Linked DNA regions of Mus musculus: region 1 is linked to region 2. Evidence: chromatin loops called from intact Hi-C (ENCODE). Cell type or tissue: left cerebral cortex. All regions are shown on one strand. Links, peaks and the distances in the headings refer to the core of each region. The heading gives the core; the rest is flanking DNA.

The links. Hi-C counts contacts between places; a loop is a spot of excess contacts. Peaks named below come from ENCODE experiments on the same cell type or tissue, not always from the same donor. Only the 100,000 strongest peaks of a DNase experiment are listed, where the experiment ranks them.
Region 1: a loop joins it to region 2, with 5 times the contacts of the local background. A loop is called at or near these places in 6 of 42 quality-filtered maps.

What each region holds. Positions count from the first base shown.
Region 1 is chr6:90,457,926-90,469,876 of GRCm38, forward strand. Klf15 (Kruppel-like factor 15) reads left to right here and starts at 4,651. Exons shown (of 3, transcript NM_023184.4): 1 at 4,651-4,800; 2 at 8,495-9,598. The coding sequence starts at 8,520. In left cerebral cortex, for the core only: a CTCF peak has its summit at 5,282; DNase peaks (open chromatin) are centred at 4,554, 5,251, 5,733 and 6,257; H3K4me3 peaks cover 2,818 bases; H3K27ac peaks cover 4,160 bases.
Region 2 is chr6:90,529,571-90,541,521 of GRCm38, forward strand. No RefSeq gene overlaps it. Among named protein-coding and RNA genes, the nearest start is that of Aldh1l1, 15 kb to the right of the region's middle. In left cerebral cortex, for the core only: CTCF peaks have their summits at 4,152 and 8,586 (motif pointing left); DNase peaks (open chromatin) are centred at 2,466, 4,149, 5,732 and 8,585; H3K27ac peaks cover 399 bases.

The DNA.
Region 1 (11,951 bases), core at 1,713-9,712, 72 kb before region 2:
GATGAAGTCCCTGGGATGGAATCCTTATGAGAAGAGATCAGGACACAGATAAACACAGGGAAGGGTATTCAGGTACCCAGGGAGAAGAGGCCCACGTGTGCAAGCCAAGGAGGAAGGTCTCGGGAAGTCGTGCCTGCGATGCCTCAGTCCGGGCTTGCAGCATCATGCTTGTTCAAGCTATAACTAAGGGAGCTGCCAGGAGTCAGACAGCCCACACAGGACAAGCCCCAGCCAGCACCCCACGGGACTCTTGCTGAGCCCACCTGCATGGCTTCAAAGCCTGCCTCTGTGGGAAGAAGCTAGACAACGTGCCAGCAGGATGAGGGCCTCATGGTCAGCAGCTTGGGGTGCTGCAGGTCTCAGGGTATATCTGGAGCTGGGTCATGGGCATAGGAGAGGATATGAAGCTAAGTTAACTGAGAGAATGTCGATACAAAATGCATGTCCTTTATTTTATGACCTGTGAGTGTGTGTGTGTGTGTGTGTGTGTGTGTGTGTGTGTGTGAACACGCGTGCTGTGCTGGGAGATCAGACCCAGGCCCTAGTACAAGTTAGGCAAGATCCCTAGCTCCAGTCCAAATCCATGATCTCTAGAGCTAGTTGGCTTGTGGAAGAGATAGACAATAACACATGAGTAAAAAAGGAAAAATAAAAAACCAGAACTGTGAAATAAGATGAATCAAGGCCAGAGATCAGAGAGCAGCACAGACACGGTTTCAGACGAGGTGACTGAGAAAGCCATGAGCTAAAGCGACATCTGAGTAGAGGGCTGAACAGGAGGGACCCACCCAGGAGCATATCTCAGGAAAGAGGGAAATAATAAAAGAATATGCCCCTGACGATGAGAAAGACATGTTTTTCGGTTACCTTTGAGGCAGGGGCCCAGTAGTAGAGCGCTTACCTTGAATGTATGATGCCCTAGATTCAATAGCAACTATTAAGGGGAGGGAAGGTGCAGCCATTCCAAAGCAGGAATAAAAAAGAGAGACGGAATCTAAAATCAAATGTATCTTGATTAAATGTGTGATATCTGGTAGGAAAAATATCAACCCCCACCCCCAAAAGGACCCAGTACCAGATGGTTTTACAGGCAAAGCCTATTTACTCAAATAATTTATATTCATTTTATTTCTTTTAAAATGCAATCTAAGTCTTTGTATTAGAAGGATATTTAAAATTAAAATATATGAGGCTAGAAAGATGGCTCAGAGTTTAAAAGCATTGGCTATTCTTGCAGAGGACCTAGCTTCGATTCCCAGCACCCACCTCCCAACCATCTGTAACTTCAGTTCCAAGGATCTGAACGCTCCTTTCTGGCCTCTTCCAGCACTGCATACGTGGGGTGCACCTAAAGAACACTCACACACATAAATAAATGGAAATATTTTTTAAATTAAGCTTTTAAAAATGAGAACACAATTAGACCCTGGTGTGTTTTGAGCACTCTGGAAGCATTGTGAGTTCAAGACCAGCCTGGGATCCACAGCAATGCTTTGTTTCAAACAAACAAACAAACAACAAAAACCTGCAAATGTACAGAAATACAAATCCCTCGGGTACCAAAATATTGTTCTAGACATTTACAAGGCTCCCAGAGACTAGGCATTCAATGCTAGCATTTCTTTGGACAGATGGCTTTTTCTGGGATGTTTCTGCTGCTGATATTTCTGCCCCCACTGAGGCCTCCCTTGAAGAGTTCCTACTGTGTTACAGCTCTGAGGGGAAAGGTATCCTGGGAGTTGGAAGCTTTAGAACGCCACAAAGTCACACCACACAACAAACCTCGAACAACAGATTTATTGGGAAAGATGCAGGAGGGTAGCTACCTCTGCCTGGGTGAGAAAGAATCGGCAAAAATACTGAGCGGAGGGCAGGCTTTGTACAGTGTTTCTTGTGAGTGAAGCTTTCTAGAGTGTCCTGGGATTAGAGGCATTTTGTGGCCTGACCTTGGGCATTTTTATTATATAGGGTGGGGCTTGGCCTCTCTTCCTACCTCAAGGGACTGGAAATGCCAGCCACCAGCGTTAGAGACGTCTTGGGGTCCAGGCCTAGCCACTTGTGCATCAAAGAGCTTACACCTACCACCTGGTTTTCTTTTCCTCCTCTTTAGTAAGAGTGGAAATGTAGCACAAGGGAGAGTCTGCCTTGCAAGTCGGATGCCCTGGTGCCTAGCTATGACTGAAAAACAGTGCATAAGTCCTTCCTGCTACACTGGGTTGTTTTTCTGTCTAGATGGTGGGAAATGAGTGTGTTGCTGCTCATGGGAGCCTTCAGGTGGTCAGGATCGAGTGCCCTCTTCCCTCAGTCAACAGGAATGCCTTGCACTGAGGCTGATCCTGGCCCTGGAGTGTGATGCACATGCAGAGGTATCTAGGCTATGGTGGGAGCTAAAGCTGGCTTAGGATTTATATGACTGCTGTCTGAGAATGCATGGATGATCAGACCTTGCTGGTGAAGCAGAGAGGGAGCACAGCAGACATGAAGGCAAACTCTGGAAGGTTCTGTGGGAGTTTTTATGCTTCTTACAAGAAAATTGTTCTGATTTCCCCAGGAACCAACTATCTCCTGTTTAGGGGGTAAGTCCCTGGAAGCCTATTTAATTCTTTTCTCTGTGTGTGGTGTGAGCATGCATGTTTGTATATGTGGGCACACATCATATGTGGATATATGCATGTGGAAGCCTGAAGCTAAGATTTGGTGACTCTTCCCACCTCTCTCCACTAAATTCATCAAGGCAGGGTCTCTTGCCAAACCCAGAGCTCACAGATTTCAGCTGGTCCAGCGGGCAGCTTGCTCTAGGAATCCTGCCTCCTCTGCCCTCTGTGTCCTAAAATTACAGACAGCTTCAAGACCTACCTGACCTTTACATGATGCTGGGGATGCAAATTCTAGTCCTGGGCTGGGAACACATAGAAATTTCTGCTATGCCACTTACATTCTCCGTAGGAGACAAGAGTTTACAGAATAAAATAAAAACTTCTAATACATTAGAAAATAGTAAGTCTCCAGAACTGTTAAACTGGATAGGAAAATGGGGGGTGGGGGATGCAGCAGGGAGCAGGGGGCAAATGCAGGCTCCCTTGAAGATGCCACTTGAGTGAAGGAGGGAGCCATGGGAATGTTGGGAAGGGAATCATACTCAGACAAACAGCATGTACAAAGGTCCTGAGCTTGCGCCTGGCAGGTTAACCTGAGAAAGAGAGGTCATGGAACAAAGGGACCCAAAAGAGACTGAGGAAGGCTGAGAGAATGGGGTTATATATACTTCCTGTGAGTGAGCTGGGAGCCCTGGGAAGGTTCTGAAGCAAGGATGCCTAATGTGACTCAGGTTTAGGCAGAATGTCCTAGGTTGGCCATGGCTTCTAGACAGCTGGGGCATCTTCCCTGTGGACTGAGGCCGCTCAGCTACACTGTTGCTTTCAAGCTTCTGATCTTTGACTGCACTTCTCCCTGGGGGTGGGAGACATTGGACAGACAGAGTGTGAGGAATGCAGAGCCCAGGGTAGGCAGGGCTATGGAGAAGTGTGCTGGCCCAGCCTGACCCTGCCCTCCCTTGACAAGATAGGATCAATCAACTTTATGGACTAGCCAACCCCACCTGCTCTGCGTGCTAGCCCTGGCTAGCTATTCACTGGCTGTAGAATACTGGGGAAGACTCAGACTGGGCCTATGATCAATCAGAACGTTGATGACCATCTTGTGCTAAGCACAGACTCCTTCCGTGCTCTGGCTAAGACTCAGTTTAACTGCTGGATCATGGGCACTCACCTGGAGAATCCTCAGATCCTTATTTAAGGGATCTGGCTAAAAATCCTGGCCCCAACAGGGACGGCTTGGAGAAGCAAGGGGAAAGGCTGGCCACCTCGCAGTGTCAGGTAGGAAGCGCCAGGAAGGAAGGTCTGTCCAAATGTCCTGGGTATTAAGAAGCAGGGGAAAGACAAGACAGACCTGGCTGTGCCTGGCCCTCTATCTGCTTGGCTAAGAAGGCCCACGCTCGCTCTCAGCGGGTTTTTTCACGCCGCCCGGGTTTGAAGCCAGGCAGTGTAGGCTAAAGTGCACAGCAGGGTACCCAGCACTCTCTGCTCACGTGTTTTCTTGGGCTTCACTTTCCTCATTAAACCGGTGCAAAAGCTGTCTATGATGGCTTGGGACTGCAATCTGGAACTCCCTCTGCAGATCAGAAGCACCCTGCAGTCTTTGGGGAGGTGCCGCCACTGGTGGTGGTCAGCAAACCTCCGCAGTTTGTCAGTCGCAGAAGTCTAGGGTAGCGCAGTGAGCGTCCATTCCCGTGAGTAACCATGACCGCTGGAGGAAAGACCAGATGTATTTTTACAATTGGTCCCTTTAGACACGGTCCCTACTAGATCGGGCCTTGTTAGGAATGCGGAGGGGGTTGCAGGGACGATTCCGCTCCCGAGGTCCCACGTGGTCTGCACTTCGGGACTCTGCGGGCTTTCAGTGGATTCTAGAACCCGTCTCACGTGCGCATCGGAGGACCCAGTGCAGATCCACGAAGAGACCGGAGAGCGCGTGGGCAGCGGGAGGGTGCGGCCGAGGCGGGGCGGGGGCGCGTGACGCGCGGCGCTAGCCAATGGGGCGCGCGCCCGAGGCCGAGCCTCCTGCGAGCCTTCGCGGCGCCCGCGGCGTCACGTGAGCGGCCGGAGAGCGGGGAGAGCGGCGAGCGGCGAGCGCCCAGCTCGGCCGCAGGGAGTGCGGGCTGCGGCCAGGAGCGCTGGACGCGCGGCCGCATACGGAGCCGGGCCGCACGCGCGAGGCCGCGCCAGGCGACGCGGAGTCCAGGTGGGAGACGCGCGATGTACCGCGGCCGCGTGGGTCCTCCCTTGGGGATCACGGGCCGTCCCCTGGCGCGCGCTGTAGGAACCACGCGCGGAGGCCCGGGAAATGAGGGGACCCCGGAAATGCGGGGACCCCCGTGAGCGCGCCGGGCCTGCAAAGGGCAAATCCGGTGTGCGCAGCTTCTGCCCGCGGAGCCCACGCGCGTCCGTGGCACTCCTGGACCTGCGCTCCCATATGGCGGGGCCTGGAGACCAAGGGGCGGAGAGGTTACTGTCGGTCACTGTTGCGGTGGCCTAAGAGGGGACGCGAAGGGGGTCACTGGGCGGAGGGTAAGGTACTCTCCGAAGCTGTGCGCCAGAGTCCGAGCCACCTCCTTCCCACGTACTTCACACCCACGGGTGGGCACCCACGCGCGGGCACCTGGCGGACACCCGCACGGCTGCACTGCGCCCAGCACACGCAATCACACGACACAAACTCACACCCATTTGCGCGTACCCGCAGCGTGCGCTTATGTTCCGTATCCCCACGCAGAGTCCTCAGGCCCCTCTGAACAAACATTACCGGAGGGACCGCTGAGGGTAGCAGCCGCAGGGGGCAGGTCATCCCTCTTGGAAACATTCTCCCCTGGAGGGCACAGGGGAGGTTTGCTACCACGGTATGGGAAGGTGAAATCTCAAATGTTTGACTGAGTCCTTCAGATATTGCCCCCGACCATGGGGAGTCCCCGCCGCCCTACAGGTGCGAGAATGGCAGTAACTTTGGGGCCTTCGGACTCCTCAGGGAGAAGACTCTTATTTTGAAGACCGGCCCCCATTCGCCACCCCCGTGATTTGCACGCTGACCCAATGGCTAGCCCTTGGCCGGCTCTCGGCTTGTTATCAATTACATGTTGTTCCTACAGCCGCTGTGTCCCCGGGAGGATAAACAGCAGGCCTGGCCGGCTAAGAGAGGGGGCGGAGTCCAGCGGCCTGCCGGGGACCGTGCCCAGAACAGGGTGCCCCCTCCCCCTGCACGCAGCCTGCGCCTCTGGCTACGCCACGTGCTGCTGTTTTTCTGGGACCGGCTTGATCGCTGGCACTTGGGCTTTCAAGTCCTGGGTCCAGGAAGTCCTGGATCCCCTGGGCCTTCAGTACTTCAGTGTCCCCAGGGTTGCTCAGCACTGTTTTAAGATCCTGTGTTATAACCGGTTAGGGCCACTCCACTCCTGCATTTACTCCTGGATTCTGGAAACATTCAGCAAAGGCTAGGTCTGGTTTTGACTCTAGATCTAGCCCTGTAGTGAACAGTCAAGACTGCTTGTATTCTGGTGGGGCTTGAGCATACAAGACAGTTTTCACAGTGATACCTGACCGTGAAGAATATAATCCTGGTGGCTTGTCCAAGGTGGGAGTGGCTTCTGAGTTGAGATTTAAATAATGAGCTCCCATCTGGAATGCTAAGAGAGCCAGGACTTCCACAAAGGGGGCCATTGGCGCCAAAGCCAGGGCTCAGTAGGGTGATCCAGGCCTGGAACAGTTAGAGGGGCAGTTTGGGCGCGGGCAGGGCCCTAGTACTCTGAGTCCTGGAAGAATCTGAAACATTTTGGGGGGAGGGGCTCCTTCCGATGTAATTCTATTTTGTCACCCTACTTTCTTACCTGTTCTCCCTCTCCCTCCTTCTGTGTTTCAGTGGGATCCCACGTGGTTGCCTTTGAATTTATGATTCTCTGGCCTCAGCCTCCTGAGTGCCATGATTATAGGCATGAGTCACTATGCCCACCCAAATTGCTGCTCACTTTCATATCAGACCTCCGTTTCTATCGGTTCAAAAATCGATACCACAATCTCCTTTGAAAGCGTGTGACCGATCGACTGATCGCTCAGTGTTGTAGTGTGTCCGTCTCCAGTCACATCTCATTGCAGGAGATCTTAGGTGGTCCTTTTCTGGGTCCTGGGACACCATGTTCCCTGCATTTGTGTGACCGTTCAGACATTAGTAAGTGCTCAGTATACATGAGTTCACTGAGTGTGCAGTGACTAGGAGCCAGATGGTACCAGCAGTACCCAGATGTGTACACAGAGAAGTTATGCCATTTGCCTGAGGTTGCACAGCTGATAGCTGTAGGGTGGATGAGATGGGGTTGGGAGAATGGAATGGGTGGGCTCTGCCCTTCTGGCGCTTCATACCCTCCCAGACCCTGCTTTGGTAAAGAGTGTATTTTAGAACACATTCCCAGTTTTAAATCCTAAACTGAGTATTTAAACTCAGATTGCCTCTTGGCAAGATTACCTTTGGTCTCAGATCTTGCCTCTGTTCTCTACAGCAAGAGAGAAACTTATGGAGCACAGAGACATAGAACAGTTGGGGAGACTAAGGCACACGGTAGCGGGATGACTGGCTTTTCGGCAGCTGGTCAGTACCGGGTGCTAGGCTGTAGAGTGGACCTGAAGTCAGGTGGACAGGATGCAGCCTGAGCATCCTCCCCATCAGTTTGATAATCACACAGGCAGACATGGTCACTGGGCGGGACAAAAGTCCAGAGAGGTGGCCCCATCACAGCCAGAGACTGTTGACTCTTCTTGGATACCAGACCTAGTATGGCCTTTGGCTTCAGAGGACACAGCTTTCCCTTTTCCTTCCGATCCCCGCTCTCTGAGCCCCTCTTGGATACCTGGTGTGGTGCTGAGTGTTGGGGACCCAGGAGAGTGTGCTGCCAAGAAGGGACACAGGCATCTGCTGAGCCCCCCAAGTCGGTGAGTGTCCCAGACAGGAGAGCTGGGCTGGGGAGGCAGAACAGGAGGCTCTGCTCTCATGCGTTGGCCAAGGGCGAATGTCACCCCCATCCTTCCCAACGGCTATAGGGTTCAAGGAGGTTACCCACACCTGGGCTCTCTGACCTTCTATGGACTCACAGCCAGGGGCTGGACCTTGCTCATTATGGCAGGAAGGTGTTAGATGTTATGGTGGAAGGAGGTTTTTGCTCAAGTATGTGAGACTTTTCCCAGTCATGGAGAACGGTGGCTCTCGACTCTTGATAAAGGTCTGAGAACTAGACTGTGGAGAAACACCACATAGGCAGGCAGGCACTTAAATGGTCTTTAATCTTTTTCTAAAGTATGGCTACCTGATTAAAGCATGGGCAGCCCAGACAGATGTGTGTCCCATCCCTTCCAGTCCTGGGGACACCATGCTCACATCCACAGATGTTCATTTTTGAACATCTAAAGTCAACATCGAACAAGCAGCCTGTTTTTATTTGCTTAATCTGGAAACCCTACAGAAGCCCCAATACCTTGAGCTCAGAATGCAAATGGCCTTTTCCTTTCTCACCCCCTCTCTGACTCAAGGTAGGAAGCAGAGTCCAGGGGCTGGCGACTTTCAGGGCCTCCCCTCTCTGGCTCCCTCTCTCCTCGTGGCCTCAGCTGTTCGCGGACAAGAGCGTTCCTTGTCTTATTCTTTTCCAGGATCATTCTGGAAAATGTTTGAAACCAGAAGTGCCCTGGATTGTGCAACGGGCCTGGAGAGGGAGGGCTCTTTTGCAAATAGGGTGATGCAACTTTTGAAAACATACTCGCCGGCCCCATTCTCCCTTGGGATGGAAGCAGGATCTGGACATTTGGCCACAGGAGGCCTTGGGCAGGCAGCCGAGGGTGAGGGCTGCAAGGCACTGGTAAGCAGTCCTTCTAACCTGGCCTCCCTTGTTCCCTCTCTGCAGTCACCACAGGCTCGGCCAGGCCAGCATGGTGGACCACCTGCTTCCAGTGGACGAGACCTTCTCGTCACCGAAATGCTCAGTGGGTTACCTAGGGGACAGGCTGGCCAGCCGGCAGCCATACCACATGTTGCCCTCGCCCATCTCGGAGGATGACAGCGATGTCTCCAGCCCCTGCTCTTGTGCCAGCCCTGACTCGCAAGCCTTCTGTTCCTGCTACAGTGCGGGTCCAGGCCCTGAGGCCCAGGGCAGCATCTTGGATTTCCTCCTGTCCCGGGCCACACTGGGCAGTGGTGGTGGCAGTGGAGGTATTGGAGATAGCAGTGGCCCTGTGACCTGGGGATCATGGAGGAGAGCCTCTGTGCCTGTGAAGGAGGAACATTTCTGCTTCCCTGAATTTCTGTCAGGGGACACTGATGACGTCTCCAGGCCCTTCCAGCCTACCCTGGAGGAGATTGAAGAATTCCTGGAAGAGAACATGGAGGCTGAGGTCAAGGAGGCCCCAGAGAACGGTAGCAGGGACCTGGAGACCTGTAGCCAGCTCTCAGCTGGGTCACACCGGAGCCACCTTCATCCAGAGTCTGCTGGGAGAGAGCGCTGTACCCCACCACCAGGTGGCACGAGTGGGGGTGGTGCCCAAAGTGCAGGTGAGGGGCCAGCACATGATGGCCCCGTGCCGGTGCTACTGCAGATCCAGCCTGTTGCTGTGAAGCAGGAGGCAGGTACAGGGCCAGCCTCCCCAGGGCAGGCCCCAGAGAGCGTCAAGGTCGCCCAGCTTCTAGTCAACATCCAGGGGCAGACCTTTGCACTCCTGCCTCAAGTGGTACCATCCTCCAACTTGAACCTGCCCTCAAAGTTTGTGCGAATTGCGCCTGTGCCCATTGCCGCCAAACCTATTGGCTCAGGATCCCTAGGGCCCGGCCCTGCTGGCCTCCTTGTGGGCCAGAAGTTTCCCAAGAACCCAGCAGCAGAACTTCTCAAAATGCACAAATGCACTTTCCCAGGCTGCAGCAAGATGTACACCAAGAGCAGCCACCTCAAGGCCCACCTGCGTCGGCACACAGGCGAGAAGCCCTTTGCCTGCACCTGGCCAGGCTGCGGCTGGAGGTCAGTATTTTTTTGGATAGGCTGGGCACAAGCAAGTAGGTTCATCTCTGCTCCCCCGAGTGTATGACAAGGTCCCTTTCTCCATTAGATGAGGTGGATTAGGAAAGGAGCAAGGGATGGGCAGGGGACAGGATCAGAGATGACAGTTGTTGTCCCACTTGGAGACTAAATCTGGAAGCCACCTGGTCTCTGGTCTCTTTAAAGACCAGGTAAGTTTTGCTGAGGCTTGAGCTGTGTGGAATCTCTCAGGCTGGGATGGAAGGAAGATGAGGGGCTAGGCTGAAGTGGAAGGAAACGCAACAAAGGGGCAGCTGAGTTTGGTGGCACATGGGCACAGGCCAGAGGCTCATGCAGGCCTTACAGCACCTCCAGGTAAGTACTACCATCACACCCATGACAGTTTTGGTCAGGTACATGGAAACTGACTGGCTAAGAACCACCCAGGCCGTAGCACTCTTGAGTGGACTGTGAGCCCCAAGACTTGAACTAGAAAATGACACTTCCCTCCAGCCCGGGGACAAGAACTGCTCACGGGTGTGGGCTCAGCTTTGCTTTGTTTCTTCCTGGGGACAAGGAGGTATGTTTGGAAAGCCATGGAGGACAACTGGAAGGAAGGATAGATGGCTGGGCTATGAGGGGGTCAAAGATGGCAGAATACCTCAGACTTATGTTCCAGGCAAAAGGGTGCCCAGCACTTCAGGGAGAGGAGCCTCAGATGGCCAGATGTGGTGCCAGGGACCATGGAACCCTGCAGTCACCCTGGCCTGGCCTCTGAATGCTGCTCATTATCTTTAGGAGGCCGGTGGCCTGCATATTTAGGGTGATATGGCCTTCATAGCTAGGATGTGTGCCAGCAGTGTTAGTGTATGTGTGTGCCTGTCTATCTCTGTCTGATGTGGTTCATCTGTGTCTGCTGAGGACTCATAGAGCTAGATCACTTGAATGGATGCCTGCTGTGTATGGGCACACCTGCTTATGTATTGTGTGATCATATGTGTCTTGTACCTGGTGTGGGTCATACCAGGTCACAGAGGTGGTGTTGTGAGCCAGGCTTTGGTTCTGAGTTGGTGGTGCTGGCCCCAGGGCAGGTGCTGCCCTGCTGAGACTGAACATGGAGGGATGACAGTGGCAGAACTTCCCTTCCAACTCCAAATTGGTCAGAAAAGGAACTTTCCCCCAGCAGTGTCTTGGGTTGTGGAGGCCCTTCCTGGGAGGCATCACTGTCTTCTCACAACTTTTCAAATGCTGGGCTCCCTAGACCTGCGGTCTCCACCTCTCTGAGCCACCTGTTTTAGTGAGTAGATGCAGTGTAGGTCTGTGGGATAATAAGTGGGTGGGTTGTAGAGCAAGAAAAGCCCAGACAGAGAGGCCTGGGGGTAAGGGTGTTTACTGAGCAAGGGAAGAGCAGTAGTCCCTGTTTGGAGGGGGCAATGGGACAGGGGCCCTGGTTTCCTGTCTGGCCCTTTTTGTTTCCTGGAGCCCTGAGCTAGTGTGGGGGTCCTCACTGTGCCCTCTTTTCATGAAGTGAACTTCCACTTTCCCACAGTCAAACTCTGAAGAAGAACCCCAAAGGTGTCCTGCCTAGGAACTGGCAGGTGTGCACACGCACAGGGACTTATGGGCAAGCCACTGAATAGCCTTATCCAACAGTCCTAACTCTGAGGCTTGCTTGCCCTGAACTCTGACCAGCGCTGCCTATTTAAGTGGCATCTCCAGAGGGCAAGGGGCCAGGCCAGAGCTGCGGGCTATGAGATGTTGTCAAGGATGAGGGCTGGGAGACAGGTCCTTGCCACCATATTGCTGCTCCAGGAAGCACAAGGTGTCCAAGGACGGCCTTAGCTCTGACCCTGAGCCTTGCACTAGATTCGTTGTTCAGGCAGAACCACTCAGCAAGACTAGGGACGTGGTATGCTGATCAAGGTCCCTGTGCAGCATCAGCCTCAGGAAAGGGCTGGTTGTGTTATTGTGTGAGCTCCTTAGGATCTTCTTGGATATCAGAGAAGCCTGGGGTTGTGCTTAGAAGGTTTGCAATTCCCTGTGCATGGCCAGTCTTCCACCCAGAGGCTGTGGGATGGGCAGAGATACCTTACTGCAGTCAGGAGGGAAGATGGACCCACAGAGACTCTGGATCTGGCCAGGATGGAATGAGATGGCAATGAAGATGGTTGGTGGTAGTGACAGGTCACACTTACACATCACGGTGTGTTGGGATGATTCCAAGCTTTGGAGAGTCCCCCACCAACCCCTTCGCTTGTCTGTGACCTTCTGCGGTAGCCCATTACTCCCTGAAACCGATCTGACCTCTAAAAGGCAGAGAACACCTTGGAGTGTTTGAATCCCAGTCTAACCTTCT
Region 2 (11,951 bases), core at 2,089-10,088:
GGGTCTAGGAATCAAACCAAGGGGAAGAGCAGCCAGTGCTCTTAACAGCTGAGTCATCTCTCCAGCCCCAAGTGTTTGTCTTTTATAGTGGCTGTTTAAGTGGCTGACTCAAGTTTATGAAAATTCATTACATGGATTTTGGCTTGAGATTATGCCATTTCTCATCTAGGTATGAGACAGCCCCAAACACACTTCTGCCAAGTGGCTTTTTACACGTTCATGCAAAGTGGCATTCTTGGACTAGTGATTATAAAATCAAATAACAATCAGCTCTGAAAATGGCTCTGCACCCTGCAGCCTCACACATCCAGCCAGAGTTAATTATCTGGAAGTGAACAGGCTCACCATCTCATTAGTGTGCTTATTGGCTTTAATCTTTAATCTTTAATAAACGACAAGGTCATATGCACAGCAAGGAGCTGGGCAAAACAGCAAAGAAGCATGCTTTCCATTGGTTTCCAGGCCATGAATGATCTACATATCTCCTTTTCTATATTTACATTCCTAGGGTCGTATAAAAACATCCTGAGCAGAAGAACCATAAGCAGGCACATGTTAAAGAATCTTGCCTTTGCTGACAGTTGTCACTCACAGGCTGGCAGCCTTTCTTAGCTTCCAGACTTACTTTTTTTTACTGTCTAGCTTTGTCAGTCAGGCAAAGTTCACACCAGTGAGTTAATAAGCACAGTTTGATGATACAGGGAGATCCTCTCCTGTAGTTTATATGACAATTTTTTTTTCTGGAATAGTGATGGTTTTAACAATAATCATGATTTTTCTTTACCTTTGAAACAATTTTTTAAAAGATTTATTTATTTATTTATTTATTTAATGTAAATACACTGTCAATGTCTTCAGACACACCAGAAGAGGGCACTGGATCCCATTACAGATGGTTGTGAGCCACCATGTGGTTGCTGGGAATTGAATTTAGGACCTTTGGAAGAGCAGTCAGTGCTCTTAATCACTGAGCCATCATCTCTCCAGACCCCTTTGAAACAATTTTTAAAGTCTATTGGTTGTTGTTGTTTTTCTGTTTGTTGTTTGTTTTTCCAGACATGGTTTCTCTCACTCTGTAGATTAGGTTGGCCTTGAACTCAGATCCTCCTGCCTCAGCCTTCTCAGCACTGGGATCAATAGTGTGTGCTGCCACGACCTAGTTCATTTCCTTTCCTTGAGCATCACACCCTACCACCCTGTGCTTAGCCTACGCTGTGTAAATGCCAGAGTGTGTAGCACCACAGCAAGGACCCAGTGCTATGTGCAGAGTAGCTGGACCAAGTCTAGCCATCCATAAATGTGCTTGATAAAAGAACCAGCATCAGTGACAGACAGCAGGTGTCAAGTGTGGAAGTGGCTTGTGCTACCCAGGGGGCCTTCCATGCTGATTCCACCCAGGACCCAAGAGTCTATAAAAGAAGGAGTTAAATCCCCTGTAAACTCAACAATTGGCATCCATCTTCTGCTTCCATGAACAAAGAGTTCAGAGGTCATCACCTGCATCCTACAATGAGCAAAACTGAACAACATTAAGTTTTCATCCGGCTCTCTAAGAACTGAGGGTGTGGGCAAGAGGGTCAGGCATGGCTCCCAAGTCTGTAGACACTGGTGGCTAAGGAGTTCTACAGAGTTAGCAATGCCCCTCCCCCAAGGTTATGCTAAAGGAACTAGTCCCCAGCACCTCAGCCCAGGGCCTTGTGGGAAAGAACAGTACTGAGTATAGAATTACTTAAATCACTGATGATGAGGTCACGTTGAAGCAGATCTGGGTCTTCCACCCAGGATGAAGAGTGTCCTTTTGGGTAGAGAAGAGACATGGGACAGAGCTGGGGGTGAGGGATCGAGGGTGGTGGTTTCCATGTGACAATGGAAGCAGAGCCCAGGTGTTCACAACTGCAAGCCAGGGCCAGCCAAGATGCAGGATCTCCCCCCCCCTCCCCCCCAATGACTCAGAAGCAGTGAGACTGGCAATCGGTGAGCTTCCAACCTGCAAGGGTTGCAAGTACATGCATTTCTGCTTTCAGCGCCCTGATTTGCAGCATTCTGTTACTGCAGTTCTGGGAAAGAGAAACAGAAACCTAGGGTGGAGACCATGGACCAGCAAAAATAGCCAGGGCCAGCTTAGCTGGGGGTGGGGGTGGGGTGCTGTGGACCATTGGAATCACATAACATTCTGGTGTCTCACTGGAATTGAAAGCAGGATGCTCCAAGTCACAGTCAAGGGTAAAATCCCCACAGTTTGATGTCCAGGAAGCCCACTGTTTTCCATGGTGAAGAGCCATAAAAATGTTTACCTTGTGGCCTGGCATGGTTGCAAAGGCCTATACATCCAGGGCTTTGGAGCCAACGGCTGAACACAAGTTCAAGGCATCTGGGCTACAAAAGAGACCCTGTCTCAACAAAACAAACACTGTCTTGTGCCTCTGTCAGAGGGAGGAAAATAGTACCCATTTATAAACCCTCTTAGTGCCGTCTCCATAATGGAAGCCAACACTGCCAGGACTTTGCCAGATTGTTGTCTGGTGCAAAATGAAGCCAGCCTTCCAGCCCCTAAATCTGGCTTTGTGTTTCACCTAAGCTGGAGAGAGGGCAGAGGTTTTTTTTCAGAATGATCTCTCATGGCCACAACCCAAGAATACCCTTCTCAGGAGACAGATCCTCTCCCTATATTAAGCATGCTCCAGCCTGGGTTCAGGGGTTACAGTTGAAAGATCTGCAAGAGAAAGACTCTCTTTCAGAATTGCTTGGGGGGGGGGCAGGGGGGCACCTCAGTGGACAAAGGTGCTTGTTGCCAAGTTTGATGACCTAAGTTCTATACCCAGGATCCACTCGGTGGAAAGAGAGAACTGATGCCCACAAACTGACCTCTGACCTCCTAATACCCCTCACATGGCATAGTTCCCACCCATACATATACTTCACTAAATTAGACATAGTTGTGAAATTTTCTCAGAGAAACACAAAGATGACAGAAGAATCAAAAGAATAGAGTAGCCGGGCGGTGGTGGCACACGCCTTTAATCCCAGCACTTGGGAGGCAGAGGCAGGTGGATCTCTGAGTTCGAGGCCAGCCTGGTCTACAAAGTGAGTTCCAGGACAGCCAAGACTATACAGAGAAACCCTGTCTCGAAAAACCAAAAAAAAAAAAAAAAAAAAAAAAAGAATAGAGTAGAGTAGGGCATGGTGGAACACACCTTTACTCCCAGCACTTGAGGGCAGAGGCAGGAGGATCTCTGTGAGTTCAAGACCAACCCGGTCTACACAGTGAGTTCCAGGACAGCCAAGGCTACCACTGTCAAGATGTCCAGAGAGAAAGAGAGAGAGACAATGGACTTTGAAGCTACAGGCATTGTCAGAGTGGTGGTTTGAATGAAAATGGCCCCCTCTAGCCACAGGGAGTGTCACTATTATGGGTGCGGCCTTATTGGAACAGGTGTGGCCTTGTTGAAGAAAGTGTATCGCTGGGCTTTGAAGTTTCAGAAACTCAAGCTAGACTGTGTCACGCTCTCTTCCTACTGAGCAGATCCAATTGTAGACCTCTCAGCTGCCTTTCCAGCACCATGTCTGCCTGCAGGCATCCATGGTTTCCTCCATGATGATAATGGACTAAACCTCTGAACCTGTAAGCCAGCCCCAATTAAATGTTTTGTTTTTATAAGAGTTGCCATGAAACCGGGCGTGGTGGCACATGCCTTTAATCCCAGCACTCGGGAGGCAGAGGCAGGCGAATTTCTGAGTTCGAGGCCAGCCTCGTCTACATAGTGAGTTCCAGGACAGCCAGGGCTATACAGAGAAACCCTGTTTCGAAAAAACAAAAACAAAAACAAAAACAAAAAAAAAGTTGCCGTGATCATGGTGTCTCTTCACAGTGATAGGAGCCCTAAGACATTACACAGTGTTAAACACGGCTCCATTCCCAGCTAAGTTTACATAGCATTTAACACCAAACACCACTCCTGTCAACCAATGCCTCAGGTCTGGCTTTCAGCAAAAAGTTTCAAAATATCCTAAAAGGAAAAGCCATAGTCTGCAGTATCAAGGAAAAAAAAGGGGGGGGGGGACCCAGGCAGGACATGATTCAGGTGACTGGACAGGGAGGCAGACCAGACTGAATATATTGCGATTCCTATGGAAGACAGCAGGCGGCAGTCAGGAGAAGGAGCAATGTGATGCAGATCTTAACTCTGAGCAAGAAGATAAAAATGTAAAGACATTAAATATGGATGTCCTCAGTGGGTAGAACACAGACTGGATGCGGTCAAAGGTCAACAACAGAAGCTCTGTAACTGAAGAGAAAAAAGAACACAGGTTAGATGAGCATATTTTAGCAGAGAATCAGAGAGAAAATCTAGAAGGACTCTGAAGAAACTACTTCACAAGGGTACCTTTGAATACCTTTAATTTTTCTGCCAGAGACAAAGTGAGCAAGGAGAGAGTAGGGGTAGGGGGCTGATGAGATGGCCAGATGGCTCAGTGGTTAATACCTGAATGGTTCTTTCAGAGGTCCCAGCAGTCATGTCTGGCCTCACACAACTGCCTGAAACTCTAGCACCAGGGAGATCTAATACCCCATTCTGGCCTCCACATTGTTCCACTGTGCTTGAGTGGTATATACTCATACAAATGCAGACAACATACACATAGTTAAAAAATAAACCTTTCAGTAAATAAAATAAATAAGAGAGTGGGTAAAAATTTAAAACACTTGAAAGCAAAGCCAGTGACTTGAACTGTACATAAAACAAAAATTTTTTTTAGAAGTAAAGGAGAAAGATTCTGTCCGATAAAAGCTGAGGAAATTCATTGCCAATAGACACATCCTGCTGGAAATGTTAACTGTGAGGGCCATAGAGATGGCTCAGAGGTTAGGAGTGGGTGTTGCTCTCTCAGAAGGCCTGGGTCTGGCTGCCAGCACCCACAGGGAGAGAGAGACAGAGACAGAGAGAGACAGAGAGACAGACAGAGACAGAGAGACACAGACAGACAGACAGACAGACAGACAGACAGACAGACAGACAGACAGAGAGACAGAGGCTCCGAGGATGGCTCTGAAGAGATGCATGTGCAGCACAGAGCTCGTGGGCTTAAGGGGATTGTCTTGTGGCATTAGTGGTAACAGCTAGGCAAGTGTCCCTGGGCACAGGAGGGGCAGATGTCTGGCTTACCTTTGCAATGAGTAAGTCAACAGACAGAGAGATCAGCACAGTGGCCACACCCAAAGAACATACATCCTCCACTCCAGCCTGTAGTCCTTGGGTGGCAGGATGAGCAGCAAGTGACTGGGAGCAGGGCCCTTTATGTTTGATGTCTCCACCCAGCCGTGACGGCAAATGTATGTGCAAGTCTCACACGTCACCGTCTTTTGAAACACGGTTTCTGGGTGGGAGATGGTGACACCTAGCCCCTCCTCTGCACCCTTGTGCTTATAAATGGTGATGATACTGTAGGATCCTTCCAGAACCACAGGACTACCCCTTCTGTCCCCTTTAGACATTGGACATGGACAGGAAGGCCCATTTCCTTGGAGACAGGTCTTTTGAGTCAAGACTGCGGGCATTTGGCTGCAAAGCAAAAGCTCTCTGCACCCTGGGGCTTGTGGTCCAGGGTCCAGGGAGGTAAGAGGCCATAGGCTCCTTGGCAACAGGCAGGGGTCCCCAGCAGGCCAAATGGCCACACAGGTGCCCCCCTCCTTATAGTCAGCCCATGTTTCCGGGCCTTTGTGTCCCCATCGGTGACAGGACAAAGCTCCTTGTTCTCTGCTTTCCTGGGAGAGTTGCCATGCCAGGACCATGGCCAGGGAGCAGGATGCCTCTGCCATACAAATTAGACCTGCAGCTTGTTTCTGCCAAGATCTGTGGGGCTGATGATCTCAGACCAGTGTGAGTATGTGTGTGTGTGTGTGTGTGTGTGTGTGTGTGTGTGTGTGTGTGTGTGTGTGTGGTGGCGGTGGGGGGGGGGCAGAGGGTTTGCTCTGCAGGGCCACAGAAATGGCAGAGGACAGCTGAGGAGGTGTGCTGTTGTCGTGGGGGCTGTTCCTTGCTGCAAACTCGAAGTCTGAGGAGGTGTGCTCAGCATGGTCCCTGTGAGGGATCAAGCAATACACTCACATGCTTCAAACCTCAAGATGAAAAAAAAAAAAAAGCTTTGAAAACTTTAGAGCCCCTACTACCTGGCCCTCCTGTGCCCCCAGAGGAGCTTGCACAGGCTTTTGTGATTCTGACACTATTACAGCAATACAAACCGGAATGAACGGGAACATGTATTCTACTCTCTGCTCTTTTCATGCAAGAAAGATCTGGAATTTTCACTGATTTCTTTTTAAGCATAGTAGCCTGTCCTGGAGGCCTAGAGAGCTATGCACAGCTGTGATACTTTGTGGTGAACTCTGGGCTTTTAAATGAAGACTTTGTGGGTAGGAATTCGAGGTGAACTTTTGTGGGTATGTCTGTTTTTTATGACCCCTTTCTCTCACCATAGCTGTGCCCTCAGCCTTGCCTCCTAGGGACTTGCCTGGGCTACAGGTAATGTGGTCCCCATTTTCTAGTTTTTTTCTTTAATGTATATGGGTGTTTGTTTGCCTGCATATATGTCTGTGTACCTTGTGGGTGCCAAGTACCTGTAGAAGCCAGAAGAAGGTCTTGGGTCCCCTAGGATTATAGTCACAGACAGTTGTGAGCTACCATGTGTGTCTTGGGAATCAAGCCCAGTCCACAGCAAAAGTGGCAAATGCTCCTAACCACTGAGCCACCTCTCCAGCCCTTCTTTGATATTTCCCAGTTGTGTACTTACATTGTGTGGTTTTGAATGGGAGTGGCCTCTCAACAGGCTCATGCGTTTGAATGCTTGGTCGCCAGTTAGTGGAACTATTAAAGTTTTAAAAACGCACACTATTCCCAGTTAGCACTGTCTGTCTGTCTGTCTGTCTGTCTGATGGTTGTGGTCTCAACATGTAAGCTCTCAGCTACTGCTCCAGCATCATTCCTGCCTACCTATTGCCATGTTTCCTGCCACAGTGGCCATGAACTTGCCCTCTGCCAACAAAGCCTTTCTTCCCTCAGTTGCCTTGGTACTGTGTCTTGTCACAACAATTTAAAAGTAACTAAGACAGCACCCCTTGATGGTACGTCTTTTTGACCCTCATAAGCCATGCGATCCTACATCCATAGAGAAGCTGCTGTGGCCAGCGACTGTTATCAATATTATGCACACATCTATGAAGAGCCCCACCTGGGCTGGGTCTTCACTGTCACAGAGGAAGCTAAACCCTAAGGGGCTGTCAGAGTTGTCACTGCTCTTCCCTCCAGCCATGACCTGCCAGCTTTATTAGGCCGGATGCTTTGGCTCTGCCTCTGGCATGAAGAAGACATGGACAGAGACCAGCTGTGCTGAGGGCCACAGAAATAAAAGCAGATGGAAACATTTGTTCAGAGTCTCTGAGATTTGGGGACATCAGTTACCATAGCACAGCAGTGTAAGCTGTGTGTGGAGCAATGAGCTGTGCAGAAGAAACTAGTGCCAGGCTAAGTATGGTCTCTGCCCCGCTGAGGACCAAGGAATAAATACTGCCTTAACAGGGGAGGTGGGAACCACAGGGTTAAGGCTACAAGGATGGAGAATCGTGTTCTCAATAGGCTAAAACTGTGAGATGCCAATCAGATCCCCCGATGGCATGGCCAGGTGTGTGGTTGGATGTATGATCCCACCACCAGAACAAGGTTTAAGGTGGACATAGACAATGTATGGAGCTCAGATGGAAGGTTAGGAGCCAGGCACTGGGGAGGGAGTAAGTATCCCACTCAGCCTCCAAACACAAGGACTGGAAGTCCACAGAAGTGCTCGGAGGGGAGACACTGCTGGAGGTATCCTGCGGTGATACATGGAAAGACTGTGTCCTCAGAGCCCAGGCTGCCCTCAAATTCACAATCCCCCTGCCTCTGCCCCCAAAGCTTCTGAGAAATCCAGGTGGTACCACTTGACCTAGGATGTTTTAAGCTACCCAAAGAGAAACTCCAGGTAACCAGGAGCTTGGAGACTCGGAGATCTGCATAAGCCTTGCTTCACAGCTGCCCCGAGAGAACACTGTAAGAACCTGGGAGTGGGCTGTGATGTGGATTGCAGTTCCCTTCTGTTTATGTCACATGGATTGTTTCCCAGGTTCAGCAATGAAGTGCACAAATTCAAAAACTCAGTAACCTGATTTAAAGGAGTCTTAATTACACCTATGGTACATAAAAATATGCAATAAAATGGAGGACTCCGGTATGAGATGCAAATTCTCACTTAGCTTGCCTACCATGCCTAAGGCAAATCTGATTCTCTCTCTCATCCTCTCTCTCTTTCCCTCTCTCTCACTCTCTCCCTCTCCCTTCTCCCTCTCTTCCCCCTCTCCTGCTTCCTCCCCCCATCTCTCCCTCCCCTCCCCTACCCCCCTCCTGCAACAGATAAGAAGTAGTGGGGTGCAGTGGAGTTAAGCAGCCAGGCACAGGTACAGAGAGGCACAGAGCACTGGATCAGAAGTCTCTGCTACCAAGGCAGGCCAGTAGCACGCAGAACCCGGCAGCGAGCCCCGGGCTCCCTCTAGTGGCCAGAACTGCCGAGTGTGCCCACTGTAGCTCACCTGACAGGGTGCTGTGCCTGAGGCAGGATGTCCCCTCCCATCTTTCTCCAACATCCTAGTAAGGCTTTGGCCATATCTGGAAATGCCTCTGGCCTTGCTGTGAGTGAACGAGTGAACAAAGGACTAATGTGCACAAGCAAGCCGACCAGAGCCTTAAAGAGCATTCTCAGTAGGTCATGATTTGATGGGAATTGTGAGTTTAGGGGACACTAGGGTTAGAATGGAAATTTTTTTGGCAATGAAATTATTTTAAAAACAAGACCTAGCCAAGGTTTTATGAAAGCCAAACACGTGTGGGCTTGACCTCTACCACACTGCAGTTTTGGTTCCAAATCACAGTAGTAAAGGCAACAGCATGACGAGTGCTGTGACTGTGTTAGCGACTCATCTGTTAAGGACAGCTAAGATGAACCGCCATGTCGTCTTCTCATCTTGCCTTTGTTTTTAGTGGGTGTGTAGCTACTGCACATATGCAACACCAGCATCTCCTCTGGTGCTGCCCCCTCTCCATGTTCCTCCAGTCCCTCCTACCTTGTTTCTTGGTCTTAGCCTTATTGACTTGCCTTGCCAAGGGATCAAGACAGAAGTGTCATTCTGAGGCCAGGATATAAGAGGTCATAGCTCCTGCCAGGGTCTCCCAACAGTGGCTCAATGAGGAGTTTTCTGAGGTTCCCAGTGATAGTAGCTCAGCCACTTTAAGGCCTCCAGTCAGTTCCAGTTAACTGGCGGCCCCAGCAGCCTTTGACTGCCACCATATAAGCAACCCACAGAAGAGCAAGTGTGCGCAGTTCTCCCTATGGGCTTTTACCACCATGTTTAAAAAGCAAGAGTAGATATCTAAAGAAACTGCACAAAGCCACAATCTACTAGCCAAGATCTGGTGTCCTCAGAGCAGAGATGTGTAGCCCTCCTTTAGAGAAGCAGCAGGCACGCTTAAGTCACAATAAGACCAAAGAACATTGATGGGGTACCAGTATATACAGGAGTTGCTTGTATGTCCTAGCAACCATTCTTTAAACCAAATGAGTATAGATTCATGATAACACAATTGTCCGGAAACAGCATCAACTCCTTGGGTACATCCAGTTCCTGGTACAGGCCTCCAGGGAAGCTGGGAGAGGTTCCGCAATGAGCTCACTGGTAGACCTTGTGTCCTGGGAGATTTCCAGCAAAGTTGACAATGTGGTTCTGCTTTTGAAGGACTGGACATGTTCTCCTTTGCCACCACAACCTCACTGCACACTGCACTTGATATAAAACAGAGGCAAAGGTGGCTGGTCTGGGGAATCTCTAAAGGAGACTCAAGTACGTGCCAATGGCAGCAACAGTGGAGAACCACGGCAATGCCAAGTGAGTGAGTTGCCCCAACTCTGTTCATGAGAACAGCTGACAGTGGGCAGCTCTGCCAAGCCTGTATGCTCTGAGTGCCCAGGCCACACGGGCTGATGACTTCCCAGGAGAACCTAGCAGCCCTGGGGTAGCACGGTCCTGACTGGCCTGGCAAGAGTTTCTAACCACCCCCTTCCTCTACAGAGGCTAGTAGATCATTGCATTCATGAGTGGCATTGGCCAAGGCAAAGGTACCTCAGCCTTTGGAAGGGAGACGCTATCTATAGGTCACACTTGTCTCTAGGGAAAACTTCCATGTGCTCACCATGTACAAATTCTAGTGAGACAAAAATTAAAGAAAGGATTTTTTTTTAGGATGGAGGAGACCTAGGCATGCATTTGTAGTGAGGGAGCCGGGGGGGGGGGGGGGGGGATGGGTATGTGTGAATTCCTGAGCAAGTGTGTGTTGCTGGCAAGGGCAGAGCCATATCAAGGACCCATTGCCTCAGACCCAGCAGAGTGGCAAAGCCTTCCCCAAGTGAGACTCTGCTCTGAGGGATCGAAAAGTCTCCCTCTGATCCAAGAATCAGGGTTTACAAATTATTGACCATCGGGTGCAAAGATGAGCAACAGCAGCTTCCTCCTTCAGGACTGCCACCTGAGACTGCTCCCCAGCAGAGACCTCCGTATGGAACTACCTAATGCTGCTTCACTGGGCCCCACCACAGCAAGCACGGCCCACCCCATCCCAGCTTTTCCGTACGTGTCTGCCCATTCTCAGTTCCTGCATTGTCCCAGTCAGCTTTTCAGGACCATGGCATGCAGGATGTACTGGTATGGGCTGAAGGGGAATAAGCAATGAATACAGGAGGCCCACTGCTTCCACAGTGGTGGCTTGTTTCAATGGTGGCTGAGTTCGATGGCTTTCTGCCACAGCGTGGTGATAGTGACAACAAGAGTGATCCCTTCAGGTGCCCACACTCACAGGGAACTAACTTCCTACACCAACTACCAGCTTTGTGCCTGGGAGCAGTGCTTCATGGGAGGGTGACTTCACTGGCTTGTGCCATCTGACCAGTAATGACATTCCATAAGCCCACAGCATGGGTTCCAGGGGGAACCTATAGATTCCCACACAGGGATATGTTCCCACAGCTACCCTTCCTGGAACTGCCTTAGGCACACAACAGAAGAGCCCAGGGACTTTGATACAACACAGTGGGTACACGCTAGTGGTTGCTCAACTTGGGCTACCAGAGCCTAGCCAGGGCTGGAAACCAGAGCCTGCTGCTCTCCTCTCCCTTCCTCCCTTCTCAGCTGAGCCCCAGCTTCCCAGGCCAGCAGGACCTACCAGGGGTAAGTTGCCCTGCCCTTACCTGACTGGATCCTGTCTGCCAGTCTTCAGGGTTGGGTACAAGTGGGAGCATTACAAGTTGCTGGGACCCAGGAGGTGTTTGGGGTCATGTACCTATCTGCAGAGTGACTGAGTCCATCTTCCTGCAGACAGGCCTTGGTGATGTGGAGACCAAGGTGAACTAACAAATGTCCCTTCCTGGGATCTGCCACTGGAGGGAGAATCCTGAATCAGGCAGCTCATAAACAGCCACAGGACACATGGGGACTCCCGTCCATGTGCCTCCATGGCTGCCTTTGTTCTCCCCGGAACTCCCTTTGCTGAGGAGAAGTAGAAGTCTGAAGAGCTGTCTGCCTGGCTTTTTTACTCAGGCCCTATATCCAGGTCCCCTCAGTCAGGAGAGGCCAGAACAAACTGAGTGACATAACCCAGGGATTCAATACCTCAGGGGCTTGTTTCCCTCCTGCTCTAAATCTCAGGTCCTGGCTCTCCAGGACAGTGCCCTTCCAAGCAACGGATCGCCCATTGCAATACTCTGTGACTCCACCGTCTGTCTGTGCATTGGAGAGAGGGAGTTAGAGAATTCTCAGCATTGGCCCTGACTTCTCAAATGCTTCAGCCCTGAAGGGATCTTCTCAGAGCCGCTGGCAG